Regions from separate parts of the Homo sapiens genome. Here regions 2 and 3 are each linked to region 1. A link is a loop called in an ENCODE intact Hi-C map of the cell type or tissue named here. Cell type or tissue: uterus. All regions are shown on one strand.

The links. Peaks named below come from ENCODE experiments on the same cell type or tissue, not always from the same donor. Only the 100,000 strongest peaks of a DNase experiment are listed, where the experiment ranks them.
Region 2: a loop joins it to region 1, with 2.2 times the contacts of the local background. A loop is called at or near these places in 9 of 110 quality-filtered maps.
Region 3: it touches region 1 in a loop (3-fold over the local background); 24 of 110 quality-filtered maps call a loop at or near these places.

Annotation. Positions count from the first base shown.
Region 1 is chr19:1,821,467-1,829,466 of GRCh38, reverse strand. REXO1 (RNA exonuclease 1 homolog) reads left to right here. Exons shown (of 16, transcript NM_020695.4): 2 at 836-2,589; 3 at 3,524-3,628; 4 at 5,682-5,895; 5 at 7,785-7,948. LOC100288123 (a long non-coding RNA gene) reads right to left here and starts at 7,378. Exons shown (of 4, transcript NR_152847.1): 1 at 6,775-7,378; 2 at 6,210-6,452; 3 at 5,751-5,844; 4 at 4,922-5,358. RefSeq lists an enhancer at 498-998 and a silencer at 2,124-2,259. In uterus, a CTCF peak has its summit at 3,151 (motif pointing right); DNase peaks (open chromatin) are centred at 2,456 and 3,166; H3K27ac peaks cover 1,387 bases.
Region 2 is chr19:1,762,901-1,770,900 of GRCh38, reverse strand. The region is part of intron 1 of ONECUT3 (one cut homeobox 3); the gene reads right to left. LOC101928543 (a long non-coding RNA gene) reads left to right here. Exons shown (of 5, transcript XR_007067085.1): 5 at 1,071-1,134. Among named protein-coding and RNA genes, the nearest start is that of ONECUT3, 13 kb to the right of the region's middle. RefSeq lists enhancers at 2,589-3,283, 4,578-5,099, 7,917-8,000. In uterus, a CTCF peak has its summit at 3,258 (motif pointing right); no DNase peak of the experiment used is centred here; H3K27me3 peaks cover 6,177 bases.
Region 3 is chr19:1,542,331-1,550,330 of GRCh38, reverse strand. No RefSeq gene overlaps it. Among named protein-coding and RNA genes, the nearest start is that of MEX3D, 22 kb to the left of the region's middle. RefSeq lists a silencer at 2,624-2,824 and a cis regulatory region at 3,784-4,184. In uterus, a CTCF peak has its summit at 3,958 (motif pointing left); DNase peaks (open chromatin) are centred at 3,960 and 7,546.

The DNA.
Region 1 (8,000 bases):
AGGTCAGGAGTTCGAGACTGGCCAACATGGTGAAACCCCATCTCTACTAAAAATACAAAAATTAGCTGGGTGTGATGGCGCACGCCTGTAATCCCAGCTACTTGGGGGGCTGAGGCAGGAGGTTTGCTTGAACTCGGGAGATAGAGGCTGCGGTGAGCCAAGATCGCACCACTATACTCCAGCTTGGGCAGCAGAGAGACTGTCTCAAAAAAAAAAAATCTTCCTGTGGATTTTGCAGGGTGGCCCATCAACTGGGCATGTCCCCATCCCCCGGCCCTGCTCAGCCACATCACCGCAGGCACACCGCCACCACACCACCGCTGGCACACTGCTGGCACACCTCCGCCACACCGCGGGCACACTGCTGGCTGGGTGGGGCCGTGTTGGCTGAGGAAGGGCTCTCCTGTGTCCACCGTCAGGCTGTGGTTGTCGGCCCAGCCCAGTCCTGCCTCAGCCCGGCACCCTGAATGCTGGGAGCTCCACACCCGCCTGCCCCGGGGAGTTCCAGCCTGTCGAGTGTCCACCCCACCATGGTCATTGTGCGCATTTCATGAGCCGTGTGAGGGAGCCTCCAGTACCCAGGGAGCTGTGTGTCACGCAGCCCAGGCCCATCCAGCGCCCATTGGTCAGGGCAAGGCGGGGCCCGGCACAGGGCCTGAGATGGCGCCATGGCCTGTACCCAGCTGGGCACCCCAGAGCCTTGGCGGGCGCCAGTGCGTGGTGGGTTTCGGAGGCAGGTCTCTTCCCTTCCCTGCAGTTTGAGACCGGGGCCGCCCCCATGCTGCGGGCTCCTCTCCGGCAGGCTGGTCACAGCTGTGCTCTCTGTTCCCTTCAGGGCTGGGTTACGACCCCTACAACCCTGAGCTGCCCAAGCCCCCCGCGCAGAGGGAGAATGGCACCCTGGGCCTGGGGGAGGAGCCGCGCCCGGATGTGCTGGAGTTGGAGCTGGTCAACCAGGCCATCGAGGCCGTGCGCAGTGAGGTGGAGCTGGAGCAGCGGCGCTACCGGGAGCTGCTGGAGACGACCCGTGAGCACCGCTCCGCCGAGGCCCCCGCCCTGGCGCCCCGCGGCCCCAACGCCAGCCCCACTGTGGGCCCGGACGAGGATGCCTTCCCACTGGCCTTCGACTACAGCCCCGGCAGCCACGGCCTATTAAGCCCTGATGCCGGCTACCAGCCCACCCCACTGGCCGCCCCTGCCGAGCCGGGCAGCAAGTACTCGCTGGCGTCCCTGGACAGGGGTCAGGGCAGAGGTGGAGGGGGTGGCGGTGCCCTGGAATACGTCCCCAAGGCTGTGAGCCAGCCCCGGCGGCACAGCCGCCCCGTTCCCAGTGGCAAGTACGTGGTGGACAACTCCAGGCCACCCACAGACCTGGAGTATGACCCTCTCTCCAACTACTCGGCCCGGCACCTCAGCAGGGCCAGCTCCCGGGATGAGCGGGCCGCCAAGCGGCCCCGGGGCTCCCGCGGCAGTGAGCCCTACACACCTGCTCCCAAGAAGCTCTGTGACCCCTTTGGCAGTTGCGATGCAAGGTTCTCAGACTCAGAAGATGAGGCCGCCACGGTCCCAGGTAACGAGCCCACCACGGCCAGCACCCCCAAAGCCAGGGCCGACCCTGAGATCAAGGCCACCGGGCAGCCACCCTCCAAAGAGGGCCTGGAGGCCGAGGGGGGCGGCCTGCGGGAGACCAAGGAGACGGCCGTGCAGTGCGACGTGGGGGACCTCCAGCCGCCCCCAGCCAAGCCCGCCTCCCCAGCCCAGGTCCAGTCCTCACAGGATGGGGGCTGCCCCAAGGAGGGAAAACCCAAGAAGAAAAAAACCGGGGCCCCACCTGCCCCCAGCTGCAAAGACGGGGCCCAGGGGAAGGACAAGACCAAGGACAAGGGCCGAGGGCGGCCTGTGGAGAAGCCCCGTGCGGACAAGAAGGGCCCGCAGGCCAGCAGCCCCCGGCGCAAGGCAGAGCGGCCGGAAGGGACCAAGAAGAAGCCATCTTCGGCCACTCCTGTGGCCACCTCAGGGAAAGGGAGGCCTGACCGGCCAGCGCGGCGGCCGAGCCCCACAAGCGGGGACTCCCGACCGGCGGCCGGCAGAGGCCCACCCCGCCCCCTCCAGCTGCCCGACAGGAAGAGCACCAAGGCCCCGTCGGGGAAGCTAGTGGAGCGGAAAGCCCGCTCACTAGACGAGGGCGCCTCCCAGGACGCCCCCAAGCTGAAGAAGCGGGCCCTGAGCCACGCCGACCTCTTTGGGGACGAGAGTGAGGACGAGGCCGCAGGGCCAGGGGTGCCGAGCGTGTGGCCCTCTGCCCTCCCCAGCCTCAGCTCGGACTCAGACTCCGACTCAGACTCCAGCCTGGGCTTCCCGGAGGCGCAGGGGCCGCCCAAGCGGCTCAAGGCCTCCCCGCCCCCCTCCCCCGCCCCATCCTCCTCCTCCTCCTCCTCCTCCTCCACCTCCAGCGCGGGGGCGGATGTGGACTACTCGGCCCTGGAGAAGGAGGTGGACTTTGACTCCGACCCCATGGAGGAGTGCCTGCGGATCTTCAACGAGTCCACCAGCGTCAAGACGGAGGACAGAGGCCGGCTGGCCCGGCAGGTGAGGCGCGCGGGTGCTGGGGCTGGGCTCGGGCAGAGGCAGAGCCGAGGGCCTGGTGAGAGACCTTCTATCTGGAGTGGTTTCCAGTTGGCTCGGAGGCACGGGGTGGAGGCAGCTCCTCAGTGCTGGTCCCTGAGCCCGTTGAAATCTCAGGAGCTCAGGAGCACCCGGGCAGCCCTGTTGCTCCTGTTGCCCCTCACCCACCCAGAGGTCACTGGCCCGTGGCCACCAGCCAGGCTTCTGTGGCCACGTGCACACGGTCTGTTCCCACTGACTGGCAGGGGGATATTGGCCCACCCACCCACCTCAGGGGAATCCACCTCCGGCACACCCTTCTAGCCCCTCTCCCCTCGCCTCCCCTTTCCTCCCTTCCCCCTCTCTTCTCCCCTCCTCCCTTCCCCCATCTCTGTCTCTTCTCTTCCAGCTCCTCTGTCTCCTCTCCTTGCCTCCTCCTCATCCCCTCCGGCTCCTTTCTCCTCCCCTCCCTCCTCCCTACTCCCAGCGTGGCGAGCTCTTGCTCTCCTGGGCCAGCCCTGGACCCCTGGGTCTCCTGGCCCCGTGTCCCCAAATTGGCCACCAGGGGGAGCTCACTCCACACAGACTGAGCCCAAGTGCTCAGCCCGCAGCAGCTGGTTCGGCCCAAGGTGGCCTCGCTTTCCCAGTGTGCTTTCATTCTGCAGCCCTGGGGTCTCCAAGCTGGGGCCCTGGGTGCCCAGGAGAGGTAGCCTTGGGCATCTGCAGAACGTGTGACACCTGCCCACCCCTCCGACTGCACCCACACAAAGCCCAGGGACTGTTGGCCCTGAGCCCTCAGCTGCTGTGCCTGGGGGCTGGACTGTTCCATTCCCCACTTGCCGGGGGCAGTTTGAGGTTGGGGTGTGTTGGTGTTGGCAGCGAGGGCAGACCTGTGCTGACGGACGGACATGTGTCTTAGCCCCCCAAGGAAGAGAAGAGTGAGGAGAAGGGGCTTTCGGGTCTGACCACTCTGTTCCCCGGGCAGAAGAGGAGGATCTCCCACCTTTCCAAGCAAGGCCAGGAGGTAAGGTCCGCAGAGGCCAGGCCAGCAGGAGCCTTTTTTTTTTTTTTTTTTAAAGACGAGGTTGGCCTGGTTTGGTGGCTCACGCCTGTAATCCCAGCACTTTGGGAGGCCAAGGCGGGTGGATCACCTGAGGCCAGGAGTTCGAGACCAGCCTGGCCAGCATGGCAAAACCCCATCTGTACTAAAAATACAAAAATTAGCTGGGCATGGTGATGGGTGCCTGTAATACCAGCTACTAGAGAGGCTGAGGCAGGAGAATCGCTTGAACTCAGGAGGCAGAGGTTACAGTGAGCCAAGATTGCACCACTGCACTCCAGCCTGGGTGATAGAGCAAGACTCTGTCTCAAAAAAAAAAAATTATAAAAAAAGGGGGTCTTGCTTTGTCACCCAGGCTGGTCTTCCAACTCCTGACCTCAAGTGATCCTCCTGCCTCGGCTTCCCAGCGTTGGGATTACAGGCGTGAGCCACTGCTCCCAGCTTCATCCCTCTGTTTTCTGTTTGTTTGTTTTTTGGTTGTTTTTTTTTTTTTTTTTTTTTTTGAGACGGAGTCTCGCTCTGTTACCCAGGCTGGAGTGCAGTGGCACGATCTCTGCTCACTGCAACTTCCGCCTCCCGGGCTTAAGTGATTTTCCTGCTTCAGCCTCCCGAGTACCTGGGATTACAGGTGCCCACCACCACACCAGGCTAATTTTTGTATCTTTAGTAGAGACGGGGTTTCACCATGTTGGCCAGACTGGTCTCGTGATCTGCCTACCTCGGCCTCCCAAAATGCTGGGATTACAAGCATGAGGCACTGCGCCCAGAGGTGGGCAGATCACGAGGTCAGGAGTTCGAGACCAGCCTGGCCAACATGGTGAAACCCCGTCTCTACTAAAGATACAAAATATTAGCTGGGCGCGGTGGCACGCACCTGTAATCCCAGCTACTCGGGAGGCTGAGGCAGGAGAATTGCTTGAACCCGGGAGGTGGAGGATTCAATGAGCCAAGATCGTGCCATTGCGCTCCAGCCTGGGCGACAAGGCAAGACTCTGTCTCAAAAAGATAAATACATAAAATGAGTTATCCATTCATAAACTTCTGATTTCTTTGGGACATTGTTCCTGTAAATCTGTGACGCTTTTTGTAAAGCATCAGTGATTTCCCCATTCGTTCTTCCACCCAAGTTTTACCATAAATTTGATGCTTAACATTTGCTTCAATTTTAGCAGAACTCCTGTTGCTCTGACTGGGGCTCTGTTCTAACTGATGTCTTACTTTTTTTTAGTGCCTCAAACTCCGTCTGGTTCAGACATGTTATGACAAGTTAGTATCAGTTTATTTTGGGGCAAAAAAACTTGAAAGCCATGCAAGTTTCGTCACAACGCACGTTTTCCATGAGCTTTTTGAAGACACCTTATCTTTGACGCTGCCCGAGTTCCAGAGGGAGCTGGCCCTGCCCCTTCCTGTTAGATTGCCACGGTGCTGGGGCGAGGGACAGAGCAGGTCAGCAGCCCCAGGGTGACCTCCCCCAGAGTGCGGCAGACGGCCTGCTGCGCCGTGTGCGGCCTGGGCCTGGGCCGGTTGTCCAGCTCTGAGCTCCAGTGTCCTCTGTAGCCCGGAGACAGTAGCGCTTGTCAGGCCCCTGTGCAGACGTGGCGAGGTAGTGCAGGACAAGCAGAGAGCCTGGCTCCGGGGTCAGCAGCCAGGAGAGTCCCAGTTGCTCCAGTCCCAGAGCCTCCCCAGAGGAGGGGCTTTGAGGAAGATTAGGCGTAGTGGGATTGGATTGGAGTGCCAGTGTAATCGGGGTAGTCCCGCCCACCCGTGCCTTATCAGGGCTGAGGACATAGCCTGGGCACCGGGAGACACTGGGAGTGGGGGAGCCTGGAGCCACATGGCATTGAGGACCACTGCCCCCTGCTGCTTCCCCCCAGTGTGCCCAGCAGCTCAGAAGGCAGCCAGGGAGGTGGTGCCTCCGGCCCCCGAGCTCCAGCCACCCTCTCCCAAGCCTGCCCGGGGTCGCCTGCTCCAGGTGCCCCCGCTGTGCTGCCAGGCCTTAGCATTTGTGGTGACGCAGGTGGAGCCCCCGAGGAGGGGTCCCGCGGTGCCCCCGGCCCGGCCCCCGACGGCGCAGGAGGTGTGCTACCTGCGGGCCCAGCAGGCGCAGAGGGCATCGGCGAGCTTGCTGCAGGCCCCCGCCAGGCTGGCAGAGAAGTCGCCCTCCGTCCACATTTCCGCCCCTGGCGAGAAGAGGAGGATCGCCCACATCCCCAACCCCCGCCTGGCTGCAGGTGAGTCCTGGCCCAGGGGGCCTGTGCCGGGGGGCCGTGGGCATGTGGGCAGGAGAGGTGGCACCCTGAGGTCTCTGAGCTCACCTGAACCACATGGTGCTTGCTCATGGGATGACTTTGGGCCCCCTCCCTGGGGCCCTCAGCCTGCCTGTCTGTGAAATGGGGACTGTTGAGGGGTGCAGGAGGCCTGGCCCAGCACCTTCCTTCCCTGACCCAGCTCCGGGGTTACTAGGAGTCCAACAGCCTGCTGGGGACTGGGCTGAACCAGGGCCTGAGCCTGTGGTTCCAGGGAATGGGGAGCCATGTCGGGGTACCTGGCATTGGGTGGGGAGCAGGCTTCTGCAGGTGTGGCTTTCTCCTGGCGTGTGAGTGGGGGGCGTGGCCTCTGATGGAAATGAGTGCTGTCTTCCCAGGAGTGGGGCTGTATTTCCTTTACTCCGAGGGGCACTTCCCCCCCAGCAGGGTCTTGTAGAAAGTCGGGCCAGGCCTCAGTGGTGGGTGGACAGGACCCTTCACGGGGGGTTGTCCTGTCTCCTGCGTCTTCACATCAGTGGTGTCTGTAGAGCGAGAAAGTATCCCTGGAGGCAGGTCACAGATGAGGGTCCCCCAGAAAGCTCCTAAAAAATGCAGGTTCTGGTCTGGAGGCTGGGAAAGGTCTGTGTGTCTGGCAAGCTCCCTGGGAGGGCATGGCTGCTGTCCGAGGACCACCCTGAGCAGCCTGCTGGTTTGGAGCCCCTGCCTCCCTGGCGCTGGCTGGAGAGCCTTAGGGCCAGCCCCGGCGATTCCCCTGCAGATCCCATGGATCCCACGGCCCTCCTTAGGGAGAGCTCTCCAGGCTACTCTGACCTCCCCTCCCCAGAGCCCCCTCACGGCTGAGACCTTAGCCCCAGGGAGGGGAAATCATTGAGTTGGGCCTATCCCAGGACCCCACACGCTTCCCGTCTGTGTCTCCGCGCTCGGGTTGTCCTGTTGCTGATCTGTGGTGGGTGCTGAGCTGTCGCAGTGCCCTTGGGGCCCGCCGCCTGAAGGGAGTCTGGCGTCCCAAGTGCTGGCAGTGCCGCAGGGCGGGCTCATCTGGCTTGGAGGACTCCTGTGGCTGCCTGGGCTCGCCCCCAGCGTGCAGCCGAGGGAGTCTGGAGGTTCTCTGTCCGTTCCTGAAGAGCAAACCCTCCACTGCAAGAGGCGCGTGCCAGCCTGGCGGGCAGCCTGCTTCCTTGCTGGGCGGCCCGCGGTAGCATGAGCAGACTCATCCTGCCTCCCTTGCACCTTCCAGGGCCAGATGGCATTTCGAGGGATGTTGCTCTGAGACTAGGGCCAGATGTCCCTGCTCACAGCTCCCCTTCCTGGGTCGGTGCCGAGCCCCCAGTCCAGAAGCCCCCCTGCCACACAGACGTACATGCCCAGGTTGCAGCTGCCCGCGTGGCCAGCCCTCCGAAGCAGCCCCTGCAGGCCTGGCCTCCTCCCTCTGGTTTGTGACTTCATCAAAGGGCAAGGCAGAACACAGAGGCCGCAGGGCAGGGCAAAGCCAATGAGCAGGTGGGGGCACCCGAGACCCTTCGGTCCTCTGTCCGGGAGCCAGGGCCTTTCCCTCAGACATCGACGCCTTGGGCTTGGGGTCAGAACACGTGGCAGAGGCCTGGACCACCCCACCGGTGACGTGTCCTCAGCGGCCTCCGCAGCCTGACCTGTGTCCTCTGCCTCGATGGACTTGCCTGAAGGCAGCTAGAGCCTGATGCCATTGCGCAGCCCCAGCCCCTCACCCTGGCCCGGCCCCCTGCACGCGGAGATGCACGTGCTGCTGGCGCTGAGCGGCCGCGGCTGCCTGGTGCTCCGCCACGTGGTGATGGGCAGCCACTCGCCCTGTGCCCACACCCCCTGTGCCCCGCCAGCCCCCACAGGTGCCAAGAGGACCCTTGCGGCCAGCGGCAGCCAGTCCTCCAACGGCCCTGAGCCAGGTGGCCAGCAGCTGAAAACACGCACATTGTCGGGGATGGCGTCCAAGACTACCACCACCATCATCCCTAAGCGAATCGCCCACAGTCCATCCTTACAGGTAGCCCCTCCCATCTCGGCCAGGACCACCACCCCCAAGACCACGCCCTGAG
Region 2 (8,000 bases), 59 kb after region 1:
TGGAAAGATGGCAAAGGAAATCCTGAAGGGTGAACAGTGTACCAGGGAGCCTTTTATGTGTGAAAGGAGAGACAAGAACCTATGTTTATATTTTATCTGCATAAAGAAACATGGAAGGAAATGCAAAAAACTGAATTGACCTCTCACCTCTTTGGCACTCGGCCACCCTATGAGGATTACAGGAGAGGACCCAGTCCTCCATTCTTTCAAAGGGAAAGCTGAGTCAAAACTCAACCGGGGCCTTGAAATTCCAAGGGAGGCCCTTCTCGCTCACCTGTTGTAATGTTTAATTCATTCACTCACTCATTTATTCATTCACTTAGCAATTTACTCACAAATTTATCCTACATTTACAGTAGGGACAGAAATACAAATGCTCCTCAGAAAGCTCACAAGAGCTTTGTGTCAAGAGCTTTATATGTATCTGGTCACTCAATTCTTAACAATAATTCTTGTTTTGTTTTGAGACAGGGTCTTGCTGTGTCGCCCAGGCTGGAGTGCAGTGGTGCAATCATGACTCACTGCATCCTTGAACTCCTGGGCTCAAGCAATCCTTCCACCTCAGCCTCCCAAGTAGGTGGGACCACGGGTGCACATCACCACATCTGGCTAATTAAAAAACAAAAAACAAAAAACCCCCACAAACATATATATATGTTTTTTGTTTGTTTGTAGAAATGTGGTCTCACTATGTTGTCCAGGCTGGTCTCTAACTCCTGGGTTCAAGCAATCCTCTAGCTTCAGCTTCCCAAAGTGCTGGGGTTACAGGCATGAATCACAGTACCCAGCCTCAATCCTTACAATAATTCTACAAGGCAGGGGGTTTTCTCCTTATTTACTCAGAGAATGTGAGCCACCCCTCAGGCTTGCCCAGCCAGTCCCAATAGGGCAGCCCAGAAAACAGAGTCCACTGGCCTAGATGGGGGAGGGAGGTAGGATGCATATCGTCCCTTTCCCACCCCACCTCCCAGGCTCCAATCTGGTGCCTAATGGGGACCCCAGAGGCAGAGGCTGGGGGAGGGGCCGGGCCAGGCAGAGTCTGAAAAAACTTCCCGTTTTGTCGATTGCAGCAAAAAGAGGCTCTGCTGCCCCCCTTCCCGGCGTTCAATCTAATTACAGCTCCTCACAGCCCAGATCGATCCAGTCGGAGCTGTTTACCGCGAGCAGCTTTGTCATTGCTCCCATCCCCCACAGCCGCTGACAGAGGTGTGAGTTGGAGTAGGGGGGCCGCCTGGATGCCCCCTCTGTGCATCCCCTACCCATCACCACCGCCACCTGACCCCCGCCAGCACCCCACCCAACATCAGGTTCACCCCCACACCAATCCTAAAGGCCACCCCTGTGCCAACCCAGAGGCCATGGTGGTTATGGACCCCTTGTGCAGAAGTGAAAACTGAGACTTGGAGAGAAGGACTGATGGGGTTCAGAGTGGGGACGGGGGTGAAGCCCTGGACTTGGCCCTGGTACCAACCACCAGCCTCATGCTGCCAGGGCCCACCATTGCCACCTCTGCCACGCGACCTCCACCAGCCTCCAATGAGGTCTCCACCTCCGTCCTCTCCTCCACCATCACTCCTGCACCACCAATGTCAGTGCTATCCCATCACACCCTCCATATCACCTCCAACTCCAGCACCTCCTCCTCCTCCACCACCTCCAGCACCTCCACCTCCTCCTTCATCACCTCTTCCTTCACCACCTCCACCTCCATCACCTCCACCTCCAGCACCTCTTCCTTCACCACCTCCACCGCCACGACCTCCACCTCCATCTCCATCACCTCCACCTCCAGCATCTCCTCCTCCATCACCTCCACCTCCACTTCCACCACCTCCACCTCCAGCAACTCCACCACCTCCACCGTCACCTCCACCTCCACTTCCACCTCCACCACCTCCACCATCACCTCCACCTCCACTTCCACCTCCATTACCTCCACCTCCAGCACCTCTACCTCTACCTCCTCCACCTTCACCTCCACCACCTCCACCTCCACCACCTCCACCTCCACCACCTCCACCTCTACCTCCGCCACCTCCTCCATCGTCTCCACCTTCCACCCCCATCACCACCTCCATCACCTCCACCTTCCACCTCCCCACACCTCCTCCATGACCTTTCTTTTACTCACCCCCTTCCTCTGTTTTCTTCACCTCCCCCTGATTTCCTTCATTATCCTCATCAACACTGCTGAACCCCATCCTGGGATTCTCCTAGTATGTGGCCAGCACTGCATACTCAGCCCCTGGTTCCATCACCAGCAGCTCCCGACCTGTAGTCGGGGGGATAGAGAGTGGCCCCCAACACAGACCTTGGCCACCAAGCTGGCGGAGGAGTGGGGCGGGGCCAGGCTGTCAAGCTTGCTCTGGGACCCCAGGCGAGTCCCATTCCCTTGGAGGCCTCAGTCCCTTCCTTTGTAAAGACAGTGCGCCCCCTTCAGGCATGTCCCGGTGCAGGCCAGTCCTTCCTGGGCTCCTGAGCTCTTCCAGCCGCTTCCCTCTCCCCATCCACCACCAGCCGCCTCTCTGTCTGGCCTCCCCCGCTGGCCTCACTCACTCAGCTCCTTTGCACGACGGTTCTCTCTGCCTGGTTGCTCTTCCCCAAGTCCCCTCCCGCCCCCCTCAGCTCCTTCTAGTCTCTGCTCAGGTATCTCCTTCCCTGCGAGGCTACCCCAACACCCCTTGTCTAATCCCACAACTCTCCCTGTCACCCCTGCCACACCCCTTCTTTTTACAACAATTCACCTGCTCTGTCCAGGGGCCCCATTGAGTGAGGGTTTGGGTCCTGACAGGATGCCCACTCCATGCAGCCAGCCCTGCACCTCCTCCAGGACCCTGGGGACTGAGGCCCTGATTCCAGGAGCAATCACCCCCGAGAGGCTCTGATCTGAGGACTCCAGGTACACCACCCATCCCATCTCCCCAACGGTTATCAGTCTTTTTGGAATCTAAGGATGAGGAGGATCTGGGGCTGGTTCCTGGGGGTCCCCGGGGCCCTGGGAGGAGATCAGAGATCAACTAGAAGAGACGGAGACCCCATGCCCACATCTGAGCCCATGCACAGGGAGCCCGGCAAACGCAGTCATGGTGGCTTTACTGTAGCATCCAGCCTCCCGCCCCAGGGCACCGTCCTGGGCCTGCGCCGCCGCCCCCAGCATCAACAAGGGTCGTTTTCTTTTCTGGGCAGGTGGGATCAGGAAATCTCTGGGCGGGGAGGTCCCGGGGATGTGGCCGCCCCTTCGCTCAGTTATCCCTGCTGTTCCCGCTGTGTCCAGCAGAGGGCAGCCGTCCCCGCCCCAACCCAGGAAAGGGCGGGGGCTGTAGGCTGTGTCTCATGCGGGGGAAAGGGGGCTGGACTGGGGGGAGACCCTCAAGTTCCGGATGAAGGCGTTTCCTGCAGACCCCTTGGGATTTGGCCCACACACACCAGCTCTATCCCACTTCCTGCCTTTCTAAAAGTTGCTGGGGACAGCCAACCACCCCGGGGCCCAAGAGGGTGGTCTGACCTGCTGCCCTCTTGGGCCCTGCCTGGTGTTGGACCATCTTAGCCTCAGTTTCCCCAACTGTAAGATGGTCTTGATCATGGTTGGGCTGTGGGGAAGGGTCTAGCCAGAAAAGTCCTGAATGAATACGGCAGGGCTAACAAGAGGCTCCCAGCTCCCATCTGGGGGTCCCTGAGAGGAGCTGGGCTCTGGGCGACACTTGCCTTCCAACCACGAAGTTTCCCCCTCCCTCAAGGAAGGCCTTGAGCCTCAGGTTTTCTCTCAGGATCTTCCTGGAGAGGGGAGAAATGGAGAAACTGGGGCCAAGAGTAGAAAGTTGGGTCACTCCAGCCAGAGAACTCCTACACATTCCTCAACGCCCAGGAGCAATGGCCTCTCCCCAGGAAGTCCCTCCCTCCCCCCGCAGCGGAGCCCGGGGCCCCTCCTCTGGGACTCCCAGGGGCCACTGTTCCTCCTTTTAGCCTCGTGGGGCCTGAGATCTTTCTGTGGCCCAGCACAGAGCGGAGGTATAGCAGTGGCTGAGTGAGTGTGCAGTGACTAACATGTTCCTGGGTTGTCCTACACGAGGGTGGTGGAGCATGGGGGGGGGGTCTCAGCCCAGCCTGCAAGACCCTGCTGCGGAAGACCAGTAGCCACTGCCCTGGAGCGCCGGGTGGGACAGTGGGGCTCCCCGAGTGCCCTCAGCAGGAAGCCAGTAGCTGAGTAGGGGCCCTGAATTCAGTCATTGCTGCAACCCAAGCTGGGGCCCACCTGTCAACCCCCATCACCCTCCAAGAGGGGACCATCCCCTCTCCTCCTCCTCACCCCTCCTTTTCCACTCACCCTCCCTCCCTCTCCCCTCTCTGCTCTTTTCTTTTCCTCCCTTTCCTTCCCTCCCTCTCTTTACCTCCCTCCCCTCTTCCCCTTCCTTCCCTCACTTCCCTTCCTTCCCTCTCCCCCTCCTCCTCCTTCTCTCCCCCTTCATCCTCCCCTTCATCCAGAGGCCTTTGGAGGGGCTGGGCTTGTAACAGGGAGGGCTTCAGGATGCAGCATCCGCCTCGCCCCTGAAGGCGGGCCCGTGGGTGCCTCTGCGCGCGCCTGACGTTGGCCGCGTGCGGGCTGAGGGTGCCAGCCTCCGTCCACCATCGGGTGTGCCCGCGTGGGGCTGCCTGAGGCTTCCCAAATGTCCCGGCGGGGTGGAGGGCGAAGTCTGAGCGAGGTGCTGTGGGTGGGTGGGTGGCGCCTGCACGGGCGCTCAACCACGATGGGGGTCGGCAGCCTTGCACATCCAAACCCCACCCAAGTGAGAAGCTAAGAAACCTGTGACCGTTAGGAAAGCTGTTCCAGTTCTGGGCGGGAAAACCGGCATCAGCTTGTGGGGCCTTGGACGGGCGGTGGATGAGGCAACGGATCTTGGTGTGACATCCCTGTGTGGGATGCAGCTGGCTCGCGGTGTGGACGTGAGACGTGAGAGCTGTAGGGTGTGCAGGGTCTTGGGGTGAGTCTGGGTGTCACCCCGCAGAAGCCTGCGGTGTGGGTTACGCATCCATGTCCGCCCAGCCCCAGGGTGGGCTCCTCTCTGCCTCCCCCTGCTCCCCTCACCACTGCAGCCATGGGGACGCGGGTGGGCTCTGCGGGCCGAGTGGCCTTGAACGCGCACCCTGGCCTCTCTGGACATCAGGTTCCTGGTTTATCAAGTGGACGCAGTGACCCAGAGCCCTGTGTCCCCACCGGGCCGCAGTCCCGAGAGTCACGAAGGAATGAACGCCGAAGCACGGACCTGCAACCGACTCATCCATTCACCATTCAGGGAGCAGCTGCTGCGTGAGGCCAGAGAGAGGCAGCTCCAGGAGCTGGCCTCCACTCACAGTCACAGGACAGCGTGAAGCGGCGGCTGCCTGGGACTCTGTTCCCCAATGAGGAGGCCAGCTCCGCTCTGAGTCCAGGAAAGGGGGAGAGAGGACGCCTTTGGGTGGGTACTGGAGGGGAGGCGCGGGCTCCACTGGGCTCTCTGAGGCCTTCGAGTGGATACACTGCTGGCTGGGAGGGAGGATGGACCAGAAGACCAGGCCCAGGCTTCGGGACAGCTGGAGGGAAGGTCCCTGAATCCCAGTGGACGCCAGCAGTGCTGGGGGCGGCACGGCAGGAGAGACACAAGCCAGGGTGGCACCAGGACGGGAGGGATGTGGAGGCTCCTGGGGGGTCCCCAAGGTCCAGGGAGGAGATCAAAGAGCAACTAGAGGAGATGGAGACCAGCTGGGCAATGCCCAAGGGAGAAGAAGACGCCCCAGGATGCAGCAATGGGCGATTCAAGTGACCATCCCATGTCCCTCTGTGCCCGACAGTCTGTACAGTGCCCCAAACCACCAAGCCACGTGAGTCTACCCCGCTGTGTGCCCGTCCTCCCTGTGTCCTGGAGCTGGAGATCCCCTCCCTCAGCCACCTCTGGCTTCAGGGAGCAGACAATTCAATATGGAGCCCGGTCTCCGGCTGGGATGATGACCGGTTTCCTTGGCGACGCGTCCTGTCCCCGCCACCAGCTGCCCTGCCCCAGATGTGGGTTGTACTGATGCCCCCCACCCCCATGCTGGTGTCTTGTCCCCCCTGCGCATCCCCCCCCCGTGGCCTCTCCAGACTCGAGTCAGTGGGTGACTTGCCCAAGGTCACATGTCCAGTTACTGTGGGGGGCCCGGGTCACATACCTACACCCTCTGTCTACACCCTGCACCCCTCGGGGAGCTGGAAAATTGATTCCCATGGGTGGGAGGCAGTGGAACCTTCTCCAAGGAGATGGGGCTGAGTCATGCCCCAGGCGTGGACCCCCAGAGGCCTCCCCAGCCCCTCATCTGGCCCCACTCTGTTCCCACTACCCCTCCACTCTGGGTGGCTTACCCTCCCCATGCCTGCCCTGCCCACATCTCACGCGGAGCCCACCTTGGCCTCAGCAGGCGCCCAGCCTCCCTCTTGTCCCCACCCCTCTCCCTCCAGCTTTCCCCGCCAGCCTCCCCTGATGGGATTTTAATGACTGCATTTTCAAATTAGTTCTGAGCCTTCAAAGACTTAACCGGGAAACGCATTTCCACTTGGACTCTCGGGCTGTCCCTCCCTCGTGGCTCCATCTGGAGGCTGGGCCGCCATGGGGTGGGGGCATGGGGGTGTCAGGGGGCACCTCTCACCCTCGGACATTCAGCTACAGAGACCCACCCCATTCAGGCACCCTCAAACAGGAGCAAAGCCAGTGGGCAAACACACGCACGCACAAGGCGTTGATTTTTAAAAAAAATGTTACGGAGACACAGCGCCTGCAGTGGGAAATGGATTTGAAAAAGATGACAGGAAAGGAATCAGTGATAAGAAGCGGCTGAAGCGGCCACCCAGAAAGGGGCTGGGGAGGCTGACCCAGCGTTTCAATTATTGGGAAATTAATCCACAGATAAACTCACACTCGTAAAATGATCCGCCCCGGACGTATTCATTGCAGCCGCTATGGTGACCGCGAACGATTGGAAACAGCCTAAATGTCAGCGGGGCGGGGAAGTGGTTCAGGAAAACCTGAAACCACCGCCGAGTCAGAGAGTACTAGGCGGCCGGCAAAAATGACCAGGATGCGCGCTTCACGGATCTGAGCCGGGGGGAAGAATCTCGGAGCATCTGAAGCTCCCCTTTCTGTTAAAAAAAAAAAAAAAACAAAAAAGGGAAATAAAAAGAATTTATCCCTGGAGCGCAGCCTTTTGCAAGAAGGAGAAATACAGACTGTGATTTGCAGAAGGGAGGGCAATGGAAGCCACCTCATCTTGCATTGAAATTCGGAAACTGGCGAATGCGTTAACTATTGTAAAATCATGTCGATTTATTTATTTGTTTATCATTTTTTGAGACAGGGTCAGCCTGTGTTGCCCAGGCTGGAATGAAGTGACGCAGTCATGTCTCACTGCAGCCTCGACCTCCCTTGCTCAAGAGATCCTCCTGGCTCAGCCTCCTGAGTAGCCGGGGCCACAGATGTACACCACCACATCTGGCTAATTTTTTTTTTTTTTTTTTTTTTTTTTTTTTGAGATGGAGTCTCACTCTGTCACCCAGGCTGCCGGAGTGCAATGGTGCAATCTCGGCTCACTGCAACCTCTGCCTCCTGGGTTCAAGCGATTCTCCTGTCGCAGCCTCCGGAGTAGCTGGGATTGCAGGCATGTGCCACCACGCCCGGCTAATTTTTGTATTTTTAGTAGACATGGGGTTTCGCCGTGTTGGCCAGGCTGGTCTCGAACTCCTGGCCTCAGATGATCTACCCACCTCGGCCTCCCAAAGTGCTGAGATTACAGGCGTGAGCCACCGCACCCGGCCACATCTGGCTAATTTAAAAACATTTTTATAGAGATGCGGTCTCCCTATTGCCCAGGCTGGTCTGGAACTCCTGGCCTCAAGAGATCCTCTTGCCTTGGCCTCCCAAAGTGCTGGGACTACAGGTTTGAGCCTCCCCGCCGGGCCAAAAGAATGTAGAATATTTTAGGGAACCAGGGAGCAA
Region 3 (8,000 bases), 280 kb after region 1:
GGTGGGTGAATTGGATGGATGAATGGGTGGTTGGATGGGGGATAGGTGTGGGTGGGTAGACGAATGGATGGATGGATGGGTGGGTGGGTGGATGGATGGATGGATGGATGATTAGATGGGTAGGTGGATGGATGTGTTGCTGGGTGGGTGGGTGGGTGGGTGGTTAAATGGATGGATGGGTGGGTGGGTGAATGGATGGGTGGGTGGATGGATGGGTGGATGAGTGGACAAGTAGATGGGTGGGTGGATGGATGGGAGGGTGGGTGGATGGATGGATGGATGGATGGATGGATGGATGGGTGGATGGATGGATGGGTGGATGGGGGGGTAGATGGATGGGAGGGTGGGTAAATGGATGAGTGGATGAGTGGATGAATGGATGGATGGATGGATGGATGGATGGATGGATGGATGGATGGGTGAGTGGGTGGGTGGGTGAATTGATGGATGGAGGAATGGGTGGTTGGATGGGGGGATGGGGGAGTGGGTGGACGAATGGATGGATGGATGGGTGGGTAGGTGAATGGATGGGTGGGTGGATGGATGGGTGGATGGGTGGACAAGTGCATGGGTGAGTAGGTGAATGGATGGGTGGGTGGATGGATGGGTGGATGGGTGGACAAGTGCATGGGTGAGTGGATGGATGGGAGGGTGGGTAAATGGATGGATGGATGGATGGATGGATGGATGAAGGGATGAGTGGGTGCATGGTTGGAGATGGATGGATGGGTGGGTGGATGCTTGGATGGTTGGATGGATGGACGGATGGATGGATGCGTGGATGGATGGGTGGGTGGATCGTTGGATGGATGAATGGATGGGTGGATGGGTGAACAGGTGGATGAGTGGGTGGGTGGATGAGTGGGTGGATGGTTGGATGGGTGGATGGGTGGGTGGATGCTTGGATGGATGGATGGGTGGATGGGTGGACAGGAAGGGGGATGGGTGGATGGATGGGTGAATCAGGAGTTCAGAGGAGAGAGAGATTAATTCTGCCCAGTGAATTCTGCTTGGGGATGCTGCAGAAGGCTAGACAGGGCTGGTTGGATGTGGGGGTCAAAGGGAGACAGTATGGCAAAGGTGTGGAGGTGGGATGACAGGGCACACGCAGGGAACAAAGAGTAATCAGAGAACAGGTGAAAATAACGGGAGATGATTTCAGAAAGTGAATTGGGATATGGTCTTTGGTTTCTTCAGTCTCACTCACCCCCTGCACAGAACTGTGATGGGAGCCCCTGTTTTTGCTGCAGTCTAACTACCTCACCCCTAAAAAAAAAAAAACCAAACCAGCATGTGCTGGACTTCACCAGCCAACAGAATTTAAGTCTAAATTTAAATGTAATTACCCTCAGGTGGCTGCTGGCTCCTGTGTTGGAGCTTTCTAGAATCTTCTAGAATGTTCTAGCCCAGCGTTGTTCAATAGAACTTTCTACAATGATGAAAACGATTATGGGAATGGTCTAAATCTGCACTGTGTGATACAAAGCCACCAGCTGTGCATGATTTGTCACCTGAAATGCGAGGACAACTGGGAAGCTGAATTTTTTATTCTACTAAGCTTGAATTTTATTTATTTATTTATTTATTTATTTATTTGAGACAGGTTATTGCTCTGTCACCCAGGTTGGAGTGCACTGGCTTGATCACGGCTCACTGCAACCTCCACCTCCCGGGGCTAAAGCGATTCTCCTGCCTCAGCCTCCTGAGTAGCTGGGATTACAGGCACCTGCCACCACGCCCGGCTAGTTTTTGTATTTTTAGTAGAGACGGGGTTTTACCATGTTGGCCAGGCTAGTTTCGAACTCCTGACCTCAGGTGATCCACCCACCTCAGCCTCCCAAAGTGCTGGGATCACAGGCGTGAGCCACTGAGACTGGCCTTTTTTTTTTTTTTTTTTTTTTTTTTCTTGAGACAGAGTCTTGCTCTGTCACCCAGGCTGGAGTGCAGTGGCACAGTCTCAGCTCACTGCAACCTCCACCTCTTGGGTTCCAGCGATTCTCCTGCTTCAGCCTCCTGAGTAGCTGGAATTACAGGCATGTGCCACTGTGCCTGGCTAATTTTTTGTGTTTTTAATAGAGACGAGGTCTCACCATGTTTCCCAGACTGGTCTCCAACTCCTGAGCTCAAACGATCCACTTGCCTTGGCCTCCCAAAATGCTGTGATTATAGGTGTGAGCCACCTGGCCTGGCCTTATTTTTTAAGAGTCAGGGTCTTGGGCCGGGTGTGGTGGCTCACGCCTGTAATCCCAGCACTTTGGGAGGCCAAGGCGGGCAGATCACGAGGTCAGGCGATCGAGACCATCCTGGCTAACACGGCGAAACCCCGTCTCTACTAAAAAATTCAAAAAATTAGCCGGGCGTGGTGGCGGGCGCCTGTAGTCCCAGCTACTCGGGAGGCTGAGTCAGGAGACTGGCATGAACCGGGGAGGCGGAGCTTGCAGTGAGCCGAGATCGCCCCACTGCACTCCAGCCTGGGCAACGCCAGGTTCTGGGACCAATGGACACACATCTCACCAAAGACCAACCAGGGAAGAGGAGGCAGGGGTGCCAGCGTGCCCAGAGGCAGTGGGAGGAGAGGAGGGGGGACAGAGGTCCTGAGGAGGTTTGGCTCTGGGTCCCCACCCAAATCTCATCTCGGTTGTAATCTCCATGGTCCCCACGTGTGGAGAGAGGGAGCAGGTGGGAGGTGATTGGATCATGGGGGCGGTTCCCTCGTGCTGCTCTCTGATAGTGAGTGAGATCTCACGAGATCTGATGGTTTTATAAGGCAGTTTTCCCTGCTCTTCCTTCCTCTCTTTTCGCCTGAGTCAGGTAAGACACGCTTGTTTCCCCCTGCACCGTGATTGTAAGTTTGCTGAGGCCTCCCCAGCCATGCAGAACTGTGAGTCCAGGAACCTCCTTTGTTTATAAATTACCCAGCCTTGGCGGGGCGCGGTGGCTCCCGCCTAGAATCCCAGCACTTTCAGAGGCCGAGGTGGGAGGATCAATGAGGCCAGGAGTTCGAGACGGTGAAACCCCATCTCTACTAAAACAAAAAATTAGCTGGGCGTGGTGGCGGGCGCCTGTAGTCCCAGCTACTCGGGAGGCTGAGGCAGGAGAATGGCGTGAACCCGGGAGGCGGAGCTTGCAGTGAGCCGAGATCGCGCCACTGCACTCCAGCCTGGGCGGCAGAGAGAGACTCCGTCTCAAAAATAAAAAGATAAATAAATAAAAATAAAAGAAAAAATAGTTTGCTGAGAATGCACATGTACCCTAGAACTTAGAGTATAATAAATATATATATGATAAAATAAAAAAAATAAAAAACAATACATTACCGAGGCTCAGTAGTATCCTCCTGCCTTGGCCTACTGAAGTGCCGGGATTACAGGTGTGAGCTCCTGCATCAGGCTTCTCAGTGAGAGTTATAAGCCAGAGACCTCCATTCTTGTGGTCCCTGAATTACTGGGCGGCGGTGGGGGTTGGGGAGGACGGTTTGGGGAACACAGACGGGAATTAATTCCATAGGTGTTTATTATAATTGATTGAGCGCCTTATTGCCAAAGCCCACAGTGGGTAGGCTGTCTCGGCTGGGCGTGGTGGCTCACGCCTGTCATCCCAGCGCTTTGGGAGGCCGAGGTAGATGGATCACATGAAGTCCTAAGTTCGAGACCTGCCTAACATGGCGAAGCCGTCTCTACTAAAAATACAAAAATTAGCCGGATGTGGTGGTGCATGTCTGTAATCCTAGCTACTCTGGAGGCTGAGGCAGGAGAGTCGCTTGAACCCAGGAGGTTGAGGTGAGCTGAGATCACGCCATTGCACTCCAGCCTGAGCAACGAGAAACTCTGTCTCCAAAAAAAAGGGGGCCCTCGCTCCTACCCCACTGCCTCCCCGACTCCATCGCGACCCCAACTCCTTCCCCATTTCGACCCCACAGCCGCCAGGCTGGACCAGAACGGCACGTTCTCTGTCGCCACCGTGTGGCCAGCGCCGCACATGACACCCTGCCCCTCCCCGCCCCGACATCGGAGCTCTGAACCCCCGGGAAATTCCCGGGAGATTTGTCCAAAGTGGAGACACAGGTCCCTTCGCTCGTGGCTGCGAGCTTCCCCCGCGCACAAACGGGCGCACCTGTTTCCCCGTTTTCCTGCCGCTGGCCGACCCTCGCCCAGTAGTTCAGCGCTAGTACGCAGTGGGGGCTCATTAAATATTTGCTGATTGGCCGGGCGCAGTGGCTCACACCTGTAATCCCAGCACTTTGGGAGGCCGAGGCGGGCGGATCACCTGAGGTCGGGAGTTCGAGACCAGCCTGGCCAACATGGTGAAACCCCGTCTCTACTAAAAATACAAAAATTAGCCGGGTGTGGTGGCGCACACCTGTAATCCCAGCTATTCGGGAGGCTGAGGTAGGAGACTCGCTTGAACCCGGGAGGTGAAGGTTGCAGTGGGCCGAGATCATGCTACTACACTCCAGCCTGGGCGACAAGAGGGAAGGTCCATCTCAAACAACAACAACAACAACGAAATTGATGATTGCATGGATGACTGGCAGGGGACACAGAAATGTGTTCTTCCTTTATGCAAAACAGATCCAGTCTCGCCCAGTGTTAGGGGCGACAGAGAGATACCTGGACACCCCACACCACCCAGAGAGTTTTACCACTACCCTTTCAAGGGCAGAAAAGACTCCACTTTCTTGGCTTTTTTCTTTTTTTCTCTTTTTATTTTTTGAGACAGAGGCTTGCTCTGTCACCTAGGCTAGAGTGCAGTGGTGCGATCTCAGCTCAGTGCAACCTCTGCCTCACGGGTTCAAGCGATTCTCCTGCCTCAGCCTCCAAAGTAGCTGGGATTACAGGCACCTGCCACCATGGCCGGCTAATTTTTGTATTTTTAGTAGAGACGGGGTTTCACCATGTTGGCCAGGCTGGTCTCGAACTCCTGACCTCAGGTGATCTGCCCGTCTTGACCTCCCAAAGTGCTGGGATTACAGGCGTGAGCCACCGCTCCTGGACCATAATTTTTTTTTTTTTTTTTTTTTTGAGATGGAGTCTCGCTCTGTCACCCAGGCTGGAGTGCAGTGGCGTGATATCGGCTCACTGCAAGCTCCGCCTCCCAGGTTCACGCCATTCTCCTGCCTCAGCCTCCCGAGTAGCTGGGACTACAGGCGCCCGCCACCACGCCCGGCTAGTTTTTGTATTTTTAGTAGAGACAGGGTTTCACCGTGTTAGCCAGGATGGTCTCGAACTCCTGACCTCGTGATTCGCCCGCCTCGGCCTCCCAAAGTGCTGGGGTTACAGGAGTGAGCCACCGCACCCAGCCCTCATAATTTTTTAATTGAAAATTTTATTGAAATAATTGTCAATTCATATGCAGTTGCAAGAGGAGGGAGGATCTCATGAGCACAGGACGACAGGAATTCTTCTAGGTTGCATTGAGCTGTGATCCTGCTACTGCACTCCAGTCTGGGTGACGGAACAAGACCCTGTCTCAGAAAGAAAGGAGGGAAGGGCCGAGTGCTGTGGCTCATGCCTGTAATCCCAGCATTTTGGGAGGCCAAGGCAGGTGGATCACCTGAGGTCAGGAGTGCGAGACCAGGCTGGCCAACATGGGGAACCTCCTCTTTACCAAAAATACAACAACAACAAAAAATTAGCCGGGCGTGGTGGCGGGCACCTGTAGTCCCAGCTACTCGGGAGGCTGAGGCAGGAGACTCGTTTGAACCTGGGAGGCGGTGGTTGCACTGAGCCTAGAACACACCACTGCACTCTCGCCTGGGCAACAGAGTGAGACTCCATCTCAAAACAAAAACAAAACAAAACAAAACAAAACAAAAACGGGTGTGGTGGCTCACGCCTGTAATCACAGCACTTTGAGAGTCCAAGGCAGGTGAATCACGAGGTCAGGAGTTCGACAGCAGCCTGGCCAACATAGTGGAACCCCATCTCTACTAAAAATACAAAAATTAGTCGGGCGTGGTGGTGGGCGCCTGTAATCCCAGCTACTCCGGAGGCTGAGGCAGGAGAATCGCTTGAACCCCAGAGGCTGCAGTGAGCTGAGATCACAAAATTGCACTCCAGCCTGGGGTGCATTAAGGACACTCCATCTCTAAAAAACATATAAGTAAGATTTCACATGGATACAATCCATCAATCTTACTCAGGATTCCTCAGTTTAACTTGTGATCGTGTGTGTGAGTGTGTGAGATGTCTTTAGTCTCCTATAATTTGCTGGCCTGGGTAGATTCGTGTATCCACCATCATGACATGGAGCATTTCCATCACCATCAGGATCTCTTGCTGTTTGTGCACCCTCCCCGCACCCTCATCCCTAACCCTAATTCCATTTCTAAAATGTTACATAAACTTTTTTTGTTCTTTACACAGGGTCTTGCTCTGTTGCCCAGGCTGGACTCCAGTGGTGCAACTACAGCTCACTGCAACCTACATGAACTCCTGGGTTCAAGGCATCCTCCTGCCTCAGTCGCCCAAGCAGCTAGGACTACAGGTGTGCATCATCATCCTTGGCTTATTTATTTATTTATTTATTTATTTATTTTGAGACGTAGTCTTGCTCTGTCGCCCAGGCTGGGGTGCGGTGGCGCCATCTCGGCTCACTGCAAGCTCCGTCTCCCCGGGTTCACGCCATTCTCCTGCCTCAGCCTCCCGAGTAGCTGGGACGACAGGCACCCGCCACCACGCCCGGCTAATTTTTTGTATTTTTAGTAGAGACAGGGTTTCACCGTGTTAGCCAGGATGGTCTCGATCTCCTGACCTCCTGATCCGCCCGCCTCGGCCTCCCAAAGTGCTGGGATTATAGGCGTGAGCCACCGCGCCTGGCCTTAATTTTCTAATTTTTTATAGAGATGGGGTCTCACTATGTTCCCCAGGGTGGTCTGGAACTCCTGGGCTCAGGTGATCCTCCCACCTCAGCCAACTGAGTAGCTGGGACCACAGGCACACCCCACTATGCCCGGCTAATTTTTTTTTTTTTTTTTTTTTCCCGAGACGGAGTCTCACTCTGTCACCCAGGCTGGAGTGCAGTGGCGTGATCTAGGCTCACTGCAACCTCCGCCTCCGTGGTGAAAGTGATTCTCCTCCCTCAGCTCCCCGAGTAGCTGGGACTACAGGCGCCCGCCACCACGCCCGGCTAATTTTTGTATTTTTAGTAGAGATGGGGTTTCACCATGTTGGCCAGGCTGGTCTCGATCTCTTGACCTTGTGACCCGGCTGCCTCGACCTCCTTAAGTGCGGGGATTACAGGCGTGGGCCACCGCGCCCGGCCGGGACAGGCTTTTTTCACTCAGCGTAATTCTCTGGAGTCATCAGGAGTTTGAAAACTCCCCGTGGGACCCAGGTTGACCTACCTACCAGCACCCCATTTTTTCATAGATTGAGAACCAGCGCCTCAGTGTCCCCATCTGTATAGTGGGAGAGAAAAGGTCCCTGCTCCCGGGGCCTTGCCAAGGTGCAAGGAAGCTTTATGACGTCACACACAGTTACCACGGGCAACAGCCAATCCTGCTGGCCCCAGAGGTAGCCGCCCTTGGTCCCGCCCACGCCTTGCTTGCTTGCTGGTGATTGGAGGACGCATGATGTCACGTGCTCCCATAGACCAATGAGGAGGTGGTCTGGAGGCTGGGTTCAGCTGTAGCCTCAGCGTGGGAAAAAGGGTAAAACGGAACTTTGGGGCCGGGCGCTGGGGCTCACGCCTGTAATACCAGCACTTTGGGAGGCCGAGGCGGGTGGATCCCCTGAGGTCGGGAGTTCGAGACCAGCCTGGCCAACATGGTGAAACCCCGTCTCTACTAAAAGTAGAAAATTTATCCGGGCATGATGACGCCTGTAGTACCAGCTACTTGGGATCCTGAGGCACGAGAAAAATCTCCTGAACCAGGGAGTCGGAAGCTGCAGTGAGCCGAGAGCACGCCACTGCACTCCAGCCTGAGTGACAAGAGCGAGACTTTGTCTTAAAAAATAAAACTGAGCTTTGGAAATTCTTGCCAGGACAAGTTTTCCCTC